Regions from separate parts of the Homo sapiens genome. Here region 1 is linked to region 2. The links are chromatin loops, found by intact Hi-C in ENCODE. Cell type or tissue: chondrocyte. All regions are shown on one strand. Each heading gives the region's core, and the rest is flanking DNA. Links, peaks and the distances in the headings are about the cores only. Region 1 holds the start of LOC105376247 (a long non-coding RNA gene). Region 2 holds the start of BRINP1 (BMP/retinoic acid inducible neural specific 1).

What was found. A loop is a pair of places that touch in the nucleus more often than their neighbours do. Peaks named below come from ENCODE experiments on the same cell type or tissue, not always from the same donor. Only the 100,000 strongest peaks of a DNase experiment are listed, where the experiment ranks them.
Region 1: a loop joins it to region 2, with 6 times the contacts of the local background. A loop is called at or near these places in 1 of 110 quality-filtered maps.

What each region holds. Positions count from the first base shown.
Region 1 is chr9:118,054,508-118,059,897 of GRCh38, forward strand. It overlaps LOC105376247 (a long non-coding RNA gene), which reads left to right and starts at 2,523. Exons shown (of 4, transcript XR_930293.3): 1 at 2,523-2,644. RefSeq lists a silencer at 5,111-5,311. In chondrocyte, for the core only: no CTCF peak of the experiment used is centred there; no DNase peak of the experiment used is centred there.
Region 2 is chr9:119,368,395-119,373,784 of GRCh38, forward strand. BRINP1 (BMP/retinoic acid inducible neural specific 1) reads right to left here and starts at 1,041. Exons shown (of 8, transcript NM_014618.3): 1 at 662-1,041. RefSeq lists enhancers at 440-961, 962-1,484, 1,485-2,005. In chondrocyte, for the core only: a CTCF peak has its summit at 2,616; DNase peaks (open chromatin) are centred at 937 and 1,427.

The DNA of each region.
Region 1 (5,390 bases), core at 96-5,095, 1.3 Mb before region 2:
CTAATACCCAACACAAGCGCAAATATGTTTTATTGTTGGCATGCTTGATTCAGAATACAAATAAGTTCTACATATTCCATTTGTTATGTCTTTTAAATTTCTTTTACTCTATGATAAAAGTTTCTATTTTTAAAATAACATCCATTGATTATTTGTCTTGGTTAATATTTCACCTTCCAAATTTGCCTTACTTCTTCCTCTATCTATTTTCTCTTCTTATGTTGGTTCTTTCTATTCTGTTGCCATTGTTCCTAGGGTTATAAGTAGACAGACCTAGAAATTTTTTTAAGAAAAAGTATGATGAATTGATATATTTCCAATTAAAATTAAGAATTGAGCATTTAACATAATTGTTTGATTTTAAACCCCTGTCATGTATCTATTATGTTTGCTCTCTAGATTTCTAATATTAAAAATACAATATTAATTATTTACATATACATGCATATAGATGTATATGCATGTATATCTGTGTATATGTATATAGGTATACATACACATACTATATATAATGGATATATAATCACCTCAAGAAAGCATCATCAATATTACTGCTAATAAGACTAACAAATGTAGTTTAAAGATTAATTAATTTTTATTGTCATTAGTTATATATATATCATCAGAGATCAAATACGTCAAAATTCGGTGCTACTCTGTTGCAATGCCACCAACTTGATAAGCAGTCTGATTCATTTGTTAAAAATGTTTTCATTTATTTCCTGTTTAAATTAAATTTTCTTTGATTTTCCATTCTGTTTTGAGGTATAATTGACAAATATGAATTTTACATTTTTAACATGTACAACTGGATGTTTTGATATATTTATACATTGTAAAATGATCACTGCAACCAAGCTAATTAATATTTAATCATCTCACATAGTAACTATTTTATTTTTTTGTGTGTGTGAACAATTAAGATGTATCCTTTAGCAAATTTCAAGTACACAGTGGAGTATAATTTACTGTAGTCATCATGCTGAACAGTATATCCAGAATTCACTCATCTTGCCTAACCTTTTAACTAGCATCTTCTCATCTTCCCCCGTCCCTGCCCCAGCAACCACCATTCCAGAATGCGCTTCTGTGAATTTGATTATTTTATATTCCACTTATGAGTGAGGCCCTGCAGTATATTTGTCGTTCTCCATGTTATCTGGCTTATTTCACTTAGCATAATGTTTTTCAGGTTCACTTATGTTCCCATGAATAGTAGGATTTCCTTCTTTTTTTAAGGTTGAAATATATATATATATATATATATATATACAATTTTAAATTGTGTATATATTTAAGTATATACATTTTCAAATTATATATATAGTCACATTATAGTTATATTTTCAAGTAGTGTATCAAATTGTCTTTATTCATCTTTTGAGGGATCAATAGGTTGATTCTATATCTTGACTATAGTGAATAATACTGCAATAAACATGGGAGTGCAGAAATCTCTTTGACGTACTGATTTCAGTTCCTTTGGATATATACTCAGTAGTCGGATTGCTGGATCATATAGCAGTTTTATTTTTAATTTTTTTAGAAATCGCCATACTGTTTCCATAATGGCTGTACCAATTTTCCTTCCTACCAACAGTGTACAAGGGTTTCTTTTTCTCCAGACCCTTTCTAACAATTGTTATCTTATCTTTTTAATAATAGCTATTCTAAAAGGTAAGAGGCGGTATTTCAAAGTGGTTTGGATCTGTATTCCTCTGATTATTAGTGAGGTTGAGCATTTTTTCTTTTATCTCTTAACTATGTCTATATCTTCTGAGAAATGTTCAGTGAGGTCCTTTGTTCATTTTCACTCAAATTATTTATTTATTTATTTTGCTGTTGATTTATATATATTTGTTATTCATTTTGGATATTAACCGCTTATCAGATACATGGTTTACAAATATTCTTTCTCATTCTGTAGGTTGCCTTTTCCCTTGGTTTATTGTATCTTTTTCCATCTTAAGGTCTTTGAGGAAAAGGAGAATTCATAAAATATTTACATGATTACAAATTGAGAAAAGTATTTTATTATTTAGAAAGTATTTCATTCCTTGTCCATTCCTCCACTTTGTTTCCTCCCTGACCCTATGCTTAAGCATCTTTATTAGATTTGCTTTATCCTTTATTATTTCTCTCCCTGTGTGTGTTTGCTTACCTGTGCCTGTGCACATGTGCACACATTTATGTGTTTCCCTCTTAAACATATAGAAGGTAGCTCACTTGAAATACTAACCAGGACCTCCCTTCTACTCACTTACTTAACAATATATGTTGGAGATATTCTGTAGTTTCTATGAAGAGATTTTATTTATTCTTTTTGTACATTTTTTGTAGTATTCCATTATAGAAAGGTCATGGTGTATTTAAGCAGATTATTACTGAAGGATTCGTGGGTTGTTTTCATTTTCTTGTAATTGCAAGAAAAATAAAATAAGATGCAATAAAAGATACATCTACATGACATTTTTATATTTCAACAGTTTAACTCATTTTTTTTTAATTTTAATTCTTTTTAGACAGGATGTCACTCTGTCACCTAGACTGGAATTCAGTGGTGCAATCATAGCTCACAGCAGCCTCAACCTCCTGGGCTCAAGCAATCCTCCAGCCTCCATCTCCTGAGTAGCTGGAACTACAGGTATGTGCCACCACTCCTGTATAATTTTTTTATTTTTTGTAGATATAGAGTGTCACTATGTCACCCAGGCTGGTTTCAAACTCCTGGGCTTAAGTGATCCTCCTGCCACGGCCTCCCAAATAGCTGGGATTATAGATGTGAGCCACTGTGCCCAGCGTTAACCAATTTTTGATAAAGCTGTTGTGAATTGTTCCAAAACTCACTGGATCTTCTCTTCCCCCTACCTTTTCAAATGTACCTTCCTTTCCAGGGAAGGATGTTTTCCTGCTATGCCATGTGAGCTCTCTGTAAAGTCCCCCTTCAAGGTCTTTAATACAGGCAGAAATTACTTTCTCTCACCCATCTATCTAGCCGTATTACATTCATCATTCAGTTCACACAGTGCACTTCTGCTTTTTCATTTATTGTTCCATGAACAATTCATCTACTGTTGCATTCTTTCTTCTTTGAAATTGCATCACAGGATTACTTCTCTTGGAATATAATCAGGAACTATCCTATAGTTTTATTGAGATGTGGCATATGTCAGTATCATATTATTACAATAAAATACTACATTCCTGGAAAGCAGAAGCCATCACTTTTTGTATCACTCATAACTCTATCATTGGATTGATTACAAGATAAACATGTAATAAAAATACTTACTGAATTGAACTAAATCAAATTGGGTTAATTTTCCTGGATCATCAATATTGTTTGAGGCATGATATAGAATTATTCTACTTGGAGCAAACATGTCTTTCTAAAACACGAAGTAGAGTGGAACTTTAAAAATGATTTCAAAATATATTCCTTAACCAGAAAAGAAAACAATAGGCATATAAACAGAGAGATGGGTCACAACACAACCCTGGCAGGGTGGAAAAAAGCTCTTCATCTCCTAACTTGTTCATGAGTCAAGTGGTCTTTCCAAATCATATTTTTAAAATTATGTTTAAGAAAACTAGCATAGAATTTCTAAATCCCTCAGGCTTCTGAGTCTCCATTGTCAGTTCCTGAAGTAACTAGAAAACCTGCCAAATCTGACCTTCTTTAAACAACATACCTCTATTTTTTCCAGAGGAAAACTGTAAAGATCAAGTCACAGCTGCCTGTATTACCTAATTAAACAAGTGTAAGAAAGCCGAGAAAGGTCAGGTTGTCAAAAATCATTGCTGTATCTTTACTGGATTGTATTTAACGACTGATTGCTGCAAAGAAAATAACCCAATAAGGTGTATGAGCCTGGAATAGTAAATAAACTCAAGGGTCAGACTTCTGCTTGGAACATAGCAAAAGATTTGGAGATAAAAACCTAGGAAACAAACAAAGGGAAATGAAAGGGAGAGAGTGTGTGGTGAGTAAAACAAACAGCTGATATTTATATGGAAGAAGTTCCATGGGCTAAGTTCAAAGAAGAAACAGGACATAATTACAGATGAGAGTTTATTAACTTTATTTATTTTCTGTTTAAATCCTGGAGCAAAAATGATAGGTGTGTATGTGAGATGGTGCAAGAGGAGGATATGCAAGAGAATTATGTGATAAAGCTAAAACAGAAGAAAGGGAAATTAAATATTTTAAATAACTGAAACATGTTTAGTCAGGTATGGGGGATTTTTTAGTTACCTATACAGGCTCAGAACTTCCTAGGTTGCATGTTTATTTGAGGGGCCTTATAGGCATCTTGTTTCTCCTCCACCCATCCTTTCACTATGAGTTGAAGTTGTAGAGACTTCTAAATAGCTTACCCCAAGGAACTAAAGTACAAAACGATTGCTCCAAATTAGCAGTTTCTTCATTGAGAAAGGAAGAAGTGGAAATATTCTTTTTTTCCTCAAGTCTACTTTCCGTTTGAAACATTGTAGACATGGGCCCATTGGGAAATTCTGTGTTCTAGTTAACCTCTGAGTGTAATTTTCAGTTCAGTAAACTTTGGTCTATTTTTAAACTCTCTCCTGAATCTCTGAGGATGTTGTGTAGTCTGAAAGATAGACTCTGTGGCCTCTGGGAATGAACTGCTCATATTTGGTAAGTGAGCTGAAATATACATGTATGTATTATTTAAGAATACTTATATATTCAAAGGAAAAATATACAAAGGCATAACTTCATAAAACCAATATGTATGTATGTAATATATTCATGTGTGTTTGTGCATCTGTGTATAATTAAAATATTTTTAAATATAATCTATCAGATGTCCTCAGGTCTTTTTTTCTCAATGATATCATTTAAATATTTATGAGATAAGCTATAATAGAATCTATAACTTGTAGCAACAGAATGGAATACATTTTTATTACTGTGACAGATGAGAATTCAGCTTTTTCCCTCAATCCTCAGAATGGCACGGATGCCATCTCACCATGAACAACTGACAATGCATTTAAATAGTGCACCATTGCAAGTATAATTGCAATTTGTTGTAATTTCTGCTTAAATTCCTCCCTGACACAGTTGATTTATTTTGCAAATCAGCGCATCTAGAGAGTATACTGTGTCGCATTATGGGCCTTTGATATAGAACCTTTGTTTTATAACAGGGAAAATAATTAGCTTTTGGATAAGCTTGAGTTGCGATGTCAGGCGCTATCCGTGGTGCTGAAAGAAGTTATTAGCGCTGAGCTAATGAAGGCACTCAGCCAGGCTCTGCCACCTTACTAATTTGTCTCTTTGGGATTTTAGCAAACATTAAAAATGAGATAAGCAAAAAATAGGATAAATTTTATAGGAAAACTAGTAAATTTGTTGATAGAGTCTA
Region 2 (5,390 bases), core at 145-5,144:
CCCAGTGTAGCAGGATTCCACCGTTTGGAGGAATTTTCCTTCAAGCGTACCAACATTGGGCTAAATAAGGTGCCATCTACAGCCCCATAATCCTCCCCAAACCCCAAGCCCAGAGCCCCAAGAGGAAGTCCACAGCGGGTTTCCCGGTGACTACGTGATCCTATAGTAAGGGTCCCATTCCGTGTAAGCTGGAGAGACCTAATTAAAAAGACACACGAGGGCACACATACAAACACATACGTACAAACATGCACACACACATCGCGCCGTAAGTAGGTTATAGGACCTCTCTCTCTTCACCCCTCCCTTACACACACGGACACACACACACACCACGAACACACGCATCAAACGCAAACGACGCCGCACACGCAAACACACTAGCACCACATCAAGTTCCCACCATGGTGCACACGTCGGGAGCGCGCGGGGACACACACGCCACTCACTCAAACCCGCAATTAGCCCTTTGAGCCCCAGGCACAGGAACCCCCTCCCTAGAACTGGAGAAGACTTGGAGGCGGCGGGGCGGCCAGGTGAAGAGCGGACAAGGGTGCCGGTAGGGGGAGGGGCAGAGGAGCGCGGGGACGCCCCGAATGCGGCCCGGGGCCGGGTCCAAGGGCAGCGGGGCTGCGGGGCGCTGCACCCGGCGCCGCCTTACCTGGAGTCAATGTCCGTCTTTGGCGGAGAGCTGCGGGAGGACGCTTTTTATTCGGCTCGGTGGGAACTTGGGAGAGCCCTGCGTGCAGCTCGCATTCCGGGCACGGCGCGGGGACTGCAGGCGTGGGGGTACCTGGCTCCTAGCAGCCTGGCTCATACTCAGCCGTAAAGTCCCCTTCGCTGGTCCCGAGGACAGGCATGAATCCCGGCTCCGGAAGGCGGTCACTACTCCCTCTGCCTCCCGGCTCTCTCGCTCTCGCTCTCGCTGTTGCTCGCTCGCTCTCTCCCTCTCTCGCGGGTTCGCTCGCCTGCGCTCTCCTCCTCCCCGCGCGCCAGATCAGTTTGCAGCCGTGGGGTCCGGGAGCGAGGCGGCTGGCGAATGGAGAGGGAAGTCCAAGTGCGCCGCGGTCTCCGGGCGGGGAGCGGCGGAGGCCGGGCTACGCCGGGGGAGGGACTTAGCCGGCGACGGCCGAAAATGAATGGGGGAGCGGCGGCCGGGGGGCGGGGAGGGAGGAGCTGAACGCCGGGGTTGCTTCCGAGGAGTGTTTTGTACATCTTTAGGCGGAGGAGGAGGAGAAGCGAGAGGAGGAGAGACGGGAGGCCGCCTCGAGGGAAGGGCGGCCCGGGTGGGCTGGGGCTGAGCCGTAGGGAGTTTCGTGGGTCTGGGGCGTGTAGGGTGTTGTGTCTATGCGCACGAGCATCCAAAGGGACCGCGCATACGCGCAAACCCGGAATCCTGGTGCCCTTAAGCGTGACTGTACTGTGTGTGTCGCGAGTACCTGAGTGTTTCTGGGGCGGCAGGTGTTTCCACGGCCGCGTGGATCCATCGAGTGTGGGTTTTGTCTCGGGAGTTGCCCGTGTGGGTCCGTTTGTGTCTGCGCGTCTCTCTGTGAGTGTTTGACACTGTTTGTTTCTCTCGGTGTGTAGGCGAGAGCCCACGTAACCTCCCAGAATGAAGCAAGAGCTTCTCTACGTAGGCAGGATGTAGGAGGGAGAAGCTGAGGGGACACGAAGTTCTCTGGAGACCACCAGAGGCGGGGAAGGGGCGAGGGTACAGGGACTAAGACATGAAAATAAAAAGCAAAATACTCTGCAATCAGCCTGAATGCAGGCTGGGGCTGCTAACATAGGGCCTCTTCCTGAAGCAGAAAATAAAGCCCTCGTATGATAATTCCCACACAGCGCACATTTGGTATGTTTGTTTACTTTGCTTCCCTTCTGATTTAAACCAAATCAGCAATGCAGATCCCTAGTCCCCTGAAGATTAGGCAAGAATAGAAAGCATTAAGGCTACCAGATGGAGGGGCAGGAAGTCATAGGAAAAGGTGTTGGAATATGTAAAAGAGCCAGATTCAGTAGAAGTGCAGGCTCCAGAGAGGTTGGAGTCCTGTAGCTGTCTGGTCTTGGTGAAATCACTTACCCCTTAAGCCTCAATTCCTTGTCTGTTTAATAGAATAATAATATATCTACCCATCTAATAGGGTTGATGTGGAATTGTAATGAGTTAATATATGCAAAGGCACTTAGACTGCTCATGAGTTAATGTATGCAAAGGCACTTAGACTGCTCCCTGACACCTAGTGAGTGCTCAGTGCATGTTGTCTGCTTTTATGATTGCCATTGTATGTTTTTTGTTTGTTTTTTAATTCAAAGGATGATAAGAGAGAGATGTGACCACCAGGGAGGCCTAGAACAATCTAGGAGCCAGTGAACTAATTGGAGGAAGAGGAGTCTTGAAACAAAATGGAAGAGAAATGTTTGAGTGATGAACTGGGAACTCGGGAAAAATTATTTAATCGACAAAGAGAAAGGGAGAAAGAGAGGAGAAGACATCGAGCTAGCCAGAATGATCCTGGGTCTCAGAAGGTCAGGACTGAGGGGAGAGGAAAGGGAGAGGAGGAGCAGCCAGTGCAGAGCTTCTCAGCCTTCACTGGAATCCCAATGAGGAGGAGTCAGCACCACGGACAGCTCTCCAGCCACAAACCCAGTCAGCGATTTCTATTTTCGCCTGGTGGAAATTTCTCCCTTTTTTCTTGGGCAACTTTCTCTTTCCCTTGGCTTCTGGTCCAGGTTCAGGTCTTGAACACAGGTTCCCCAGGTCAGTTCTGACTTTGATTCTGACCACGAAGAAATACGCCCACCACACACACTCCTTCTCCCACCCACCGCGGTATGAAACCCCAGGTCACTATCTCTTGCCTCTCCTCCTTTCTTTCTTTTCTCTCTCTCTCTTTCTGTCTGTGCCCCATTCCTTCCTTTATTCGTCCCTATCTTTCTCTTTGTTTCCCCATCATCCCCCAGCTGAGATCTACTTCCATGACTGTTAGTAGGCAACAGCTGCCCTGCTGATAATGCAGTTCTGAAATCAATCTGAGACAACGTAGTCAGGCAACTTCAGGTGAAGACCAAAGTTCTGACTGATTCTTCTTAACCCTTTCCTTGTAATCAATCTCCCAAGATGGGTTGTGGTCTACATACCTTAGAAAGTGGGGACTTAATGCTTTGGAATACTGTCCAGTCTTTCTCTTCCTCACCCCACCCAGTCAATATTTCCCTAAAGAAAAAAAGAGCTCTTCTAGTTCCAACCAATACTACACAGAGAGAAAGAGGAGAGAGAATTTTGAACTTTTACCGTGCACCAAGCATTTTATTTGCAATGTTCTGAATATTATTGCTTACAGTTCTGAAAATACTTTGCAGTATGAATAGATAATACTATCCCATCTTTATGGCATAGGAAATTGAGTCTTGAAAAACTTGAGTATATGCCAAACTAGCTATATGCCAAAATATAGCTAGTAGGTGATGGAGTCAGGAATTCAACACCCAAGTCCAAGTCCAAAATCTTTATCCTCTGGGAATAATGGGGAAGCCCTGGGGTGATTGGAAGTTCTTGGAATTTTATGGGGTCACTGCACCCAACCCTAAATATCAACTTAGATGTCTGGATCCATTGCATTATCTGTGTCCCATCCCAATGGATGATTTAGTGTATCTTGTCCCTGGAGAAGGAGGTGAAGACTTTGCATGGACAGATTTAAGGCTCACTCGAGCCTTATGGTTTCTGAGTTTTGAATAAAATGCCAACCTTTCCAGGTCTTAGTTCATTTGCATTTGGCTCAGTTTAGCTTTCCTGTTTCTATGAAGAAAGGCTAAGAGGGCCATTTTAAAATGTCTCCGAAGACACCTTGGTCATCAGAAAAGTTCTCAGTGCAAAGCATTTCTAATGACTTATGGAGAATGCAATCAAAACCATATGGATAACATTTTTGCAGAAATACACACGGGTGGGAAAAGGTTTAGAGGCCAAAAATATATTTCTTTTTTTCTTCTTTGCCAAAGAAAGAACATTTAAGGCAGCTTGAGATATGTGAGAAATGTCTTGTTCTTTCTTTGGGGTGGGTGTTGGTGAGCAGCTGTTTGCTATTTCCACCGAATTTACTAAGGGCTTCCATGGGGAGGAGCTGCCAACAGATTAGGATAGACTTAAGAAAGAACTTCCTGTCTGTAGATTTTGGGGTGACACTAAAATAGGACCTTTTGTACAATGGCATTTAATAAGAAAATGGAATGTTTCACAGCATTTCATTCATAGTATGATAGATTTGAAAATCAATGGATAATATTTTTAATATCACAGACTGTTTTAAGAACCTCACTATTGCTATAGACCCTCTCTGTTGTGGAAAATGTACTATAAAAAATCTCACACAATTTTACATGGAGTTTCACTAAATTTGTCTTTGCCAATCTCATTTGTGAATATCTATCCCTGGACCCCAGCTTTAGGACTCTAGAATAGGTGGCTTTTCTGGCCTGTAATCTGACCTTAGATTTTATAGGTTGCTTTACTTAGACTTAAGCTTAAGAAATTGCAAAGGGAAATCCAGTGAATAAATTAATAAACAGGTAAGCATCATTTTTTTCTAGAAATAGACAAGAAATATAGATAAATGTTCAGTGATGAAATGGAGGTTTCACTTACCCCTCCTTAAATAAAGATAAGATTTTGTCCTGTTTGTGCAGGACTCTCAGCCACCTGCCACTGTCTCAAAAGCTTAAGTTCACTACTCCTGTCAAATCTCAAAGGAGTTAAAATCCCTTAATCTGGGGTGCTTTGGGTTCAGAATAGGCTGAACAACTGCTGAAAGAAGCCTGTATTTCTTAAGCGCCTACTGACTGTGAGGTAGTATGAAAGATTCCGAGATAAATATCTTGCCTGGTCTCTGTCTTCTAGGAGTCTGAAATCCATTGCAGAGCCATACTCATGCCTAAATAATCAGAATACACCATAGAATGTAGCAGGCATGCTCAGGGTCTATAGGAAATATTGAAAAGCTAAAAGGAGGAAAATTTTGCCTCAATGTTAGGTATAACATTTTACACCTATAAACAGCTATTTTTCTTTAGTTTTAAAAACAGTTGAATTCATAATAACTGATATTTATTGAGTGATTAATATGTGTGAGCAACATTTAAGCCTTCCATGTCTCTCAACTAGGCTATTATGAGCCTCTTTTCATTGAATAAAAAACGCTGGCCTAGCGCAGTGGCTTATGCCTGTAATCCCAGCACTTTGGGAGGACAAAGCAGGTGGATCACGTGAGCTCAGGAATTCGAGACCAGCCTGTGCACCATGAAGAAACACTTTCTACAACAACAACGACCAAAAAAAAAAAAAAAAAAAAAAAAAAAAAAAAAAAAAAAAACTACAAAAATTAGCCAGGCAT